2 separate regions of the Homo sapiens genome follow, and region 1 is linked to region 2. Evidence: chromatin loops called from intact Hi-C (ENCODE). Cell type or tissue: gastrocnemius medialis. All regions are shown on one strand. Region 1 has its middle 170 kb from the start of HNRNPD. Region 2 has its middle 65 kb from the start of RASGEF1B.

Region 1 (5,000 bases), 800 kb before region 2:
ATTGATTTCTAGTTTTATTCCATGGTGAGCAGAGAATATACTTCATTTTATTTCAATTTTCTTTTCTTTTTTGTAAATACCAGGCAAAGATCAGGTGAAAGATTTCAATTTTTGTGAGTTTTTAACGACTTGTTTTTTTGCCTAATATATGGCACGTCCTTGAGAATGATGCATGTGCTAAGAAGAAAGTGCATTCTGTAGCTGTTGGATGAAATGTTCTGTAAATATATCTATTAGGTGCATTTAGTCTATAGTGCAGATTAAGTTTGATATTTCTTTGTTTATTTTCTGTCTGGATGATCTGTCCAATACTGAAAGTGGGTTGTTGAGATCTTCAGCTATTATTGTATTGGGGCCTATCTCTCTCTTTAGCACTAATAATATTTTCTTTATATATCTGGGTGCTCCATTGTTGGGTGCATATATATTTACAATTGGTATATCCTCTTGCTGAATTGACCCCTCTATCATTATATGATAACCTTCTTTGTCTTAAGATCTACACTATCTAATATAAGTATCGCTACTCCTGCTCTTTTTTGGTTTCCGTTTGCATGGGATATGTTTTTTCCACCCCTTTATTTTCAGTCTGTGTCTTTATAGGTGAAGTGAGTCTCTTGTAAACAACATATAGTTGAGGTCTTATTTTTCTATCCATTCAGCCACTCTATGTCTTTTGATTGGAGAGTTTAGTTCATTTACGTTCAATGTCATTATTGATAGTTAAGGACTTACTACTGCCATTGTTATTTGTTTTCTGTTTGTTCTGTGGCCTTCCTTTCTTCCTGTCTTCCTTTGTGTAAAAGTGATTTTCTCTGGTAGTATGTTTTAATTTCTTATTTTTAATCTATCTGCTGTAGGTCTTTGATTTTAGGTGACCATGAGGCTTGCTTGCAAAAAACATTTTATAACCCATTATTTTAAACTGATGACAACTTAACTCTGATGACCAAAACAAAAAACAAACAAAAAAAAACCCCAAAAAACCACACTCCACTAATAAACAAGCAAAAAGAAAACAAATAAAAACTCTGCACTTTAACACCATCCCTCCAAAACTTTTTAACTTTTCACTGTTTCTATCTTTCAATACTATCTACCTGTTAAAAAGTTGTTATAGTTATTATTTTTGATTGGTTTGTCTTACTCAAGATATGAGTGGTTTAACACTACAATTATAATGTTACAGTAGTCTGTTTTTTTTGTGTACTTACTGTTACTCATGAGTTTTATACCTTCAGATGATTTCTTATTGCTCATTATTGTCCTTTTTTTTCAGGTTGAAGAATACTCTTTAGCATTTTTTGTAGGACATGTCTGGTGTCAATGAAATCTATCATCTTTTGTCTGGGAAAGTATTTTTTTTTCTCCTTCATGTTTGAAGGATTTTTGCTAGATATAATATTCTAGGATAAAAGTTTTCTTTTTTCTTTCAGCAATTTGAATATGTCATACCATTCTTTCCTGGCCTACAAGATTCCCATTGAGAAGTCTGCTGCCAGATGTATTGGATCGCCTTTATATGTTATTGATTTCTTTTCTTTTGCTGTTTTTAAGGTTCTTTCTTTATCCTTGACCTTTGGGAGTTTTGTTTATTAAATGCTTTGAAGTAGTTTTATTTGGGTTAAATCTGCTTAATGTTCTATGACCTTGTACCTGAATACTGATGTTGCTCTAAATTAGGAAAGTTCTATGTTATTATTTCTTTCAATAAACTTTCTACCCCAATCTCTCTTTCTACCTCTTCTTTAAGGTTAATAACTCATAGATTTACCCTTTTGTGGCTATTTTCTAAATCTTGTAAGCATATTTTATTCCTTTTTTTAATCTTTTTTATCCTCTGACTGTATATTTTCAAATAGCCTGTCTTCAAATTCATTAATTCTTTCTTTTGCTTGATCAATTATGCTGTTGAGAGACTCTGAAGTATTTTCCAGTTTGTCAATTGAAGCTTTCAGCCAGAATTTCTGCTTGATTTTTTAAAGTTATTTAAATATCCTTGTTAAATTTTTCTGATGGGATTCTCTGAATTCTTCTCTGTGTTTTCTTGAGATTTGTTGAACTTCCTCAAAACAGCTATTTTGAATTCTCTCTCTGTAAAGTCAAATATCTCTGTCACTGGGGGATTAGTCAGTGGTGACTTAGTTCATTTGGTGAGGTCATGTTTTCTTGCTTGTTGTTGATGCTTGCGGATGTTCATCCATGCATGTTTGGGCATTGAAGAATTAGGTATTTATTCTAATCCCTCAGTCTGGGCTTTTTTGTACCCATCCTTTGTGAGAAGGCTTTCCAGGTATTCAAAGGGAATTAAATGTTATGATCTAAGTCTTTGGTCACTGCAGTCATATCTGCACTAGAGGGCGCCCCATGTCCAGTAATGCTATTATTCTTGTAGACTTCTACTGCCTTGGTGGGCTTGGGTAAGATGGGGAGAATTCCCTTATGAGGCAGTTTCTCATTCTTTTTCTTCACTTTCTTCAAAACAGGAGTCTCTCTCTCTCTCTCTGTGCTGGGCTGCCTGGAGTTGGGGGAGGGGTGACGCAGACACTTCTAAGGCCAGTACAGCCAGGACTATCCTGGGTCACATCTGAAGCCAGTACTGAGTCTTGCTCAAGGCCCATGGTAACTACTGCCCAGCTACCACTGGTATTTATTCAAGCCCCCAGGGGTCTTTAGTTAGCAGGTGGTGAATCCTTCCAGGACTGGGTCCTTCTCTTTGGGCAGCAGCTTCCCTTCTGGCCCAGGAAGGATCTAGAAATGATGTCCAGGAGCTAGGGCCTGGAATTGGGCCATTTCAGAAATCTGCTTGGTGGTGCTGGTGCTGGTGGTGGTTCTTCTTTCTTCTTCTTCTTTTTCTTTTTTAACTGTGTCTAAGCTGGTTCCCAGGTTGCAAGATGAAGTCGTCTTTACTCTTCCCTCTCCTCTCCTCAAGTGGAAGAAGTCTCTCCCCCAGCTGCACTGCCTGGAGTTGGGGGAAGAGCAACAAAAGCACTCCCTTGGCCACCACAACTGTCTTGATGGATTGTGTGCACTCCAATTCCTCTGGCTCCCAGCCCAGTGCAGCAACCAGACTTGCCCATGGACTGCAGTCCTTGTGGCCTGACTGCCTTTCATATTTATTCAGGACTCCAGGGCTCTTTAGTCAGCTGGTGGTGGAGCTGGCTGGCACCCAGGTTCCTACCCTGGGGCAGAGGATTCCCCTCTGGCCAAGGGTAGTTTAAATGCTCCCTCCCTTCTCCAGGTACCTGTGTACTTGGAGATTCTCTCTCTGCAGGCTACTGTTGGGGTGAGGGGCCATGCAAGACTGTCTTTCTTACTGTTTTCAGTGCCCCTTTCTCTTTTTTTTGGTCTCTGTTTCTTGATTCATGACCCTTTCCTTGATACGGTGTTAAAACCAGGCATGGTGATTGCTCACTTGATTTTTGGTTCTTATGAAGGTGATTTCTTGCATGGATAGTTGTTCAATTTGGTGTTTCTGTTGGGGAATGATTTCTGGAGGGTTCTGTTCTGCCATCTGGCTCTGCCTGTCTCTATTCTATGAGTTTTGAGAAATGTTTACACAATCAAAATATAAAACATTTCTGTCCACCCAAATGGTCCCCCTGTTCTCCTTCCCATAACCACCATCTCCCAATCCCAGTCCTAGGCAACCACTGATCTGCTTTCTATCATTATAGACCATATTTGTCTTTCCTACAGTTTCATATGAATGGGATTATGAAGTAGGCACTCTTTTGTGTTAGGTCCCCCCACCACCCGCCGCCGCTCACCCCTCAGTGTAATGTTTTAGAGATTCCTCTATGTTGTGGCATGGAACAGTAGTTGTTTTTTTTGTTTTTTTGTTTTTTTTGTAACTGAATTTGGGCTGTTTTCAGCATTTCGTTATTATTATTATTAATAATACTGCTATAAACCCATGTGTACTTTAAAAATAAGTTTTGTTTTCAGTGTTTTCATAAATTTTTAAAAATTATTTTTTGGAATTTTTGTGGGTACATAGTAGGTGTATATATTTATGGGGTATGTGAGATGTTTTGATACAGTCCTGCAGTGTGAAATAAGCATATCACAGAGAATGGAGTATCCATCCCCTCAAGCATTTTTCCTTTGAGTTTCAAACAACCCAGTTACATTCTTTAAGTTATTTTAAAATATGCAATTACGTTATTATTGACTATAGTCACCCTATTGTGCTATCAAAGAGTAGGTCTTATTCATTCTATTTTTTAATAAGTGAGAATGTACATATGTTTTCTTTTAAAGGATACTTGGGAGAGGAATTCCTGAGTCACATGGTAAATGTATGTTGACCTTTCTAAGAAACTGTCAAATAGTTTATCCAAGTAGCTGCATTGTTTTACATTTCTACCAGCAATGTCTGAGAGTTCTAATTGCTCTATATCCTTGCTAACACTTGATATTCTCAGTCTTTTACATTTTTAGCCATTTGAGTGGGGATGTTGTGGTATCTTTTGTGGTTTTAACTGTATTTTCTTTATGACTAAAGATGGGGAGCATCTTTACATATGCTTTTTGGCATTCTATGTATTCTTTCTGTGAAATTTCTGTTCAAATATTTTTCCCATTTTAATTGTGTTATTGGTGTTCTTTTTATAAAATTATAAGAGTTCTTTATGTATTGTACCTACAAGTCCTGGTCAGATAAATGTATTTTTTTTTTTAGAAGTTTTATAGTTTTGTTTTTATGTTTAGGTTTATAACCCATTTCAAATTAATTTTTGTGACTAGTGAAGTAAAGGTCAAGGTTCACTTTTCCCCATTTGGATATTAAGTCTTAAGATCAGAGAGTATGAGTACTTTGTTCTTATTTTTCAAAATAGTTTTGGGTGTTTTAGGTCTTTTACTTTTCCTTATAAATTCTAGAATCAGCTTGTCAGTTTCTACAATAAAGCCTGCTGGGATTTTGACTGATATTATGAAAAATCTATAGACCAATTTGGTGAGATCTGATGTCTAATCAATATGGAGTCTTCTGACAT
Region 2 (5,000 bases):
TGAAAATTGTCACTCCAGCAGCTAGAGGAAGAAGGACTGGCAAGGTGAGACTGGAGGTAATAATAAATCAGGAGCAAACAAAAAATGAAACCTGTAGCAAGAGAGTAGTAGGATGGAGAAGAGAGGAGGACCGAGAATATTTAACAAAATGAATACGTATTGATAATATAGTTGGCATGCTGGAAAAAAAAACCCACTGGAATTTCAGATTAAATCCACTCCAAAGGGAGGGATTCCAGTTTCAGTTAGGTCCTAAATTCTTCCCTCTGCCCATGGCTGTTCCAGCGTTCACTTTCTTCAACTCTTCCCAACCTCATTGCTACTCACTCTCAGCCAACAATCTCGCTTCCTTATTCATGAAGAAAATTGATGTCAACAATGGTAAATCAACTCATCTTCCGTCTGCCTCCATCTACTCCCCGCCCTTCTTTCCACCTTATCTCTGTCCGCCCCCACCGTGGCTATTTCCCAGGGCTCTCAGAGGGCAGTCTCTTCCTGTCCAAGCTTAAGGCCTCTTCCTGTGATCGCCATCCCATTTCCTCCCCTCTCCTTGGATCTTTCTGCAAGTCCTTTTACAAAAAGTTATGGTCCCTGTTCAGTATTATGGGGGAGAAAGGCATTAAATGTACTATAATATATTGTAGAGGCATACTTTCAAAATTTCTGTTATGGGTGTAACTAGCAAATAGTCAAGTACTAAAAAAACAGTTTGGACATCTTATACAAATATGGGAGCCAGTTATGAAGTTTCTTTGTTTCTGATTTTGACTTTGGAACTATACGAAAAGTGTTAACTCTTCCCTGAATCCACACAGCACATTTTTTTTTCTTCTGGATAACTCTGGTATTTTACCTGAAACAATAGGTTGTCAGTGAGATGCTCAGGGGCCTGAAGGAGATAGAAATACTGGAAGAAGATCAGAGAGTAAGGACAGACATTACTGAGGGAGTGGGAGGGATTCATTTATGTAGAAACATGAAAGCAGAATTAACTAGGCAATGACTAATGATATGATAACTGTCTACAAACACCAAGCGTGTATGATGTGAATGCCAAGAAGTCAAATTGCTTCACTCGGCACAAAGATACAATCTGTACAGTAACACAGTAGACAAAATAAATAGAGCATCCTGAATTACCATCACAGAAAATTCCCCCAAATAAGTAGAAATCGAAATGATTTAATGAAGACTACTTCATTTCTTAGGACAACTCGCATCCATCCATCCATCCATCCATCCATCCATCCATCCATCCATCCATCCTCCATCCCTTTCTTCAGTAAACTTTAAGTACTTAAGGAGCTACAAAGGAACCAGCTCTTCAGCTTTCCCCATTCACACCTCATGGGCCCCAGCCTCTATCCTTTCCTTTCCTTCATTGCCTGAGTGGCCTTCCTGAATCATCTTTATTGTTACTTTCCAACAAAAGCCAAAAAATTATTGCTAAAAAGGCCAAAGCAATAGATAGCATCTTGATGTATAAGGAAAAAAAAATCCACAGCAGCCTTGACATGGCATTCAAGGCTACTGTTGATCCTGGAGGAGGCATACCAGCCTAGAGAGTAAGCATGGGTCAGTGCAGTCTATCACCACTACTCTGAAAGCACACCAAGAGTTGTGTCATTGACTCCCCATCACTTACAAATTCTCCCTTTCTCCTATGTGATACTGACTCACCCCTCCTATCATCATCTTCCGAGATCAATGGGGCAGTGGTAAGCCCATTTCTAAACAGTGGTACTGAAAGTGTCCCTTTTCTCAGGAAATTTACCATCGACATCACTGACACTAAGGATTAAATAATAATTTCCCAATCACGCATTTATTCAATAAACTCATATTGAGTGATGGCATTGTGCTAGGTTCTTAGCTGCAGTCTAAAAGCCGGTGTCACACAGAATGCCAGGACAGAGTCTCATCTTCAAGGAATCATTTCGGTGCTGCTTGCTCCACTAGAGACAATCAGTTTGGAGTTGTATTTTATTTATTTATTATTTATTTATTTATTTATTTATTTATTTATTTTTGAGACAGAGTCTTGCTCTGTCGCCCAGGCTGGAGAGAAATGGCGTGATCTCAGCTCACTGTAACCTCTGCCTCCCGGGTTCAAGCGATTCTCCTGCCTCAGCCTCTCAGGTAGTTGGGATTACAGGTGTCCACCACCATGCCCGGCTAATTTTTGTATTTTTAGTAGATACCGGGTTTCGCCATGTAGGTCAGGTCTTGAACTCCTGACCTTAGGTGATCTGCCCGCCTCGGCCTCCTGAAGTGCTGGGATTACAGGCATGAGCCAGCGCGCCCAGCTGGAGCTGTATTTTACAAAGTGTCAGTGTCTCAAAACCTGCGGTGGACTATAGATACAGGTCATAGGAGTTACCTGTGTGGATGGGATAGGGCCAAACAGCAATGAGTTGGTAGTTCGGAGCTATTTTAAGAAAAAAATCCGAGAAGTTTTAGTTTATTGTGGACGGGTGGGGATTGGCGGTAGAAAATTACTAAATTTATTAGAAAAATCAAGGAGAAAGTATCATTCCGTGAATTCCTGCAAAGGCGATCGACCCAGGGAATGGTTGGGGCATTCTACTTCCAGAAGAACACTCAGCATCTTGAACAGGATGAAACTGGAAAGTATGGATAAAGGAGTAGACTGCTGAATTTTTCAAACAGACCTTCCAACTTTCCAAAAAGAAAAATGAACATTCAGTATTTAAGGGGTCTTTATTGCCATCAAGTGGTGGAAACAAGGATAGCGCTAAAAGAATTTAATATGAATATTTTTCTAAGCGGCAGGGAGGCTGGAAGATACTAACCTTCAAAGTAATTACTGGGTTTAAAAGCCTTTATTTAATTAGGGTACTATCACAATTTTGTAACCTTTTCTGTATTTATAAGTTCTATATTAATTATTCTCCTGATTTCTACTCCTGGCTCTATTGTGCAATCCCTGTAGCCCTAGTTGATGATGGTTATATCATTGGAGAAATGCTGCCACCTTGTGGGAGATGTGAAAAGAAGTCCCGAGAGCAAGTGAGAAATCACGTATTAACTTTGTGAAGAGAAACTTGTACTCTTTTAAGTAGGAATTTATCCCTGAGTAAAATTGTCAAGCCAGAAGAATTAATCTTTAATATTTCTGTCCTCCCTTTTTTTGTAGGCAAATGGCATACATTACTTTTCAATTGTTCTTTGTTCACTTCTGTGTGACTTTGGGTAATTTGTTAGTTTCCTTATCTGGAAAATGTGCAAATGGGCATAATAACACGTATAGAACAAAAGAAGTATTATTTTCCTTTATTATTTGCCTCTTTTTTTACACTAAAGTGTGTGTGGCTGCTGTGCTATTTTTCCTCTTCTTTTTCTTTACTTTCTTTCCTTCTTTCTTTCTTTTCCTTTTTCTTTTTCTTTCTCTTTCTCTTTTCTTTCTTTTTTTTTTTTAAGAAGGGATCTCACTCTGTCATCCAGGCTGGAGTGCAGGGGTGTGATCTCAGCTCACTGCAGCCTCAATCGCCCCGGGCACAAGCGATCCTCCCACCTCAGCCTCCAGAGCAGCTGGGGCTACAGGTGCATGCCACCATGTACAGCTAATTTTTTTGTATTTTTTGTAAAGGCAGGTTTTTGCCATGTTATCCAGGTTGGTCTCAAACTCCTAGGCTCAGACAAACCACCCACCTTGGCCTCCCAAGTGCTAGGATTATAGGTGTGACCCACCGTGCCTGGACTTGTGCTGTTTCATAGTCATGGCAGTCCATAAAATGCAGAGCAGCAAAAATACATTTTTATTTTTGTAAAGGAACATACTTTTCTAGACCTTGAATCCTCCTCATCCCTCTCTCTGACAATTTCTAGTTTTTTGAGCCCAATTAAGAAGTTTGGTCAAATTGAAGATTCGTCTAACTCAGCTCCTGTTTAAATCCTCCACTTCTACTTCCTCCCTGCAGGCTGCGTTTTGTAGGTCGCCACTTCCTTTGGTGCTCCTCATACACACAAGGCAGATCCTGAATGCAGGTGAGGCCGCGAGATCCACAAAACACAGATTTCCCATAAAGAGGCCAGGGACACAGTCCAAACCTTATCTACTTTAGAAGAATATGGAACCCCTGCTTACATATTACTTTTCCTCCTGTTTCTTTACAGTGGTAAAGGGAGCAATAGATTGTCAAACTGGAAAAATATCTCACATGAAATTTTAGTTTTTGACAACGAATAAGAAACAGGGCCATTGATTTCAATTTTCTAAAGTTAACACCTCTAAAAATGATAACCCCTGAACTGAAAACCTAGAAATCCCTCCAGGACTGAAATTTCCCAAAAGATTGCCCTCATTTCCCACAGGTCTCAAGTGCTGCCTTCTTTCATCCTTAGGTAGTTAAGGAGAAACACACTTCCCCACATCAGCCCTGGCGGGTATTGAAGGGCTCTGGAGGTTCTGGGAGATGTCCCCTCTCCACCTCTCCCAAACATCCAGCAGAGGAGGCCAGTGCTTCTTCCATCAGCCTGGGATCTCCTTAGATCCACCCCCACTTCCATTTTCACAGTATCTTTCCTCCTTGTGATTTTTGGCCTTGCTTCTCTTCAACTGACAACATCTAAGAACTATACAATCATAGACTTTTCATATGTATATATGGAACGTGTAGAAAATAGAAAGCCTTAGTCTTGAGTTATAGGTAAATACAGAAGAAAAAGCAATTACATGTTAAAGCCATTTCTGTATCAAGTATAGCAATTTCTGTGAGATAAGGAATGTGCTTAGGTGGGATATCTGAAGTCTCAGAAAATTACTTCACAAAGGTTAAAGCATTCTCTGGGCAAGGCGAGTGGATGTCGTGGTCCTGCTTTGTCAACTGTTACATGGTAGTGTTTTGTTAGTACATAGAGGGCATGGCCTTCAGGGAGAGGTGGTCTCCTCCTCAGGGAAACCTAGTCTCCATTACTGCCTCAGTTTCCTGGTTTCTCCCTGAATGATATTCCAAATATCACAGCGTGCCCACCCTTGG

What was found. Hi-C counts contacts between places; a loop is a spot of excess contacts. Peaks named below come from ENCODE experiments on the same cell type or tissue, not always from the same donor. Only the 100,000 strongest peaks of a DNase experiment are listed, where the experiment ranks them.
Region 1: it touches region 2 in a loop (4-fold over the local background); 73 of 110 quality-filtered maps call a loop at or near these places.

What each region holds. Positions count from the first base shown.
Region 1 is chr4:82,199,585-82,204,584 of GRCh38, reverse strand. No RefSeq gene overlaps it. Among named protein-coding and RNA genes, the nearest start is that of HNRNPD, 170 kb to the left of the region's middle. In gastrocnemius medialis, a CTCF peak has its summit at 2,350 (motif pointing right); no DNase peak of the experiment used is centred here.
Region 2 is chr4:81,403,965-81,408,964 of GRCh38, reverse strand. No RefSeq gene overlaps it. Among named protein-coding and RNA genes, the nearest start is that of RASGEF1B, 65 kb to the left of the region's middle. In gastrocnemius medialis, CTCF peaks have their summits at 2,758 (motif pointing left) and 2,957 (motif pointing left); a DNase peak (open chromatin) is centred at 2,988.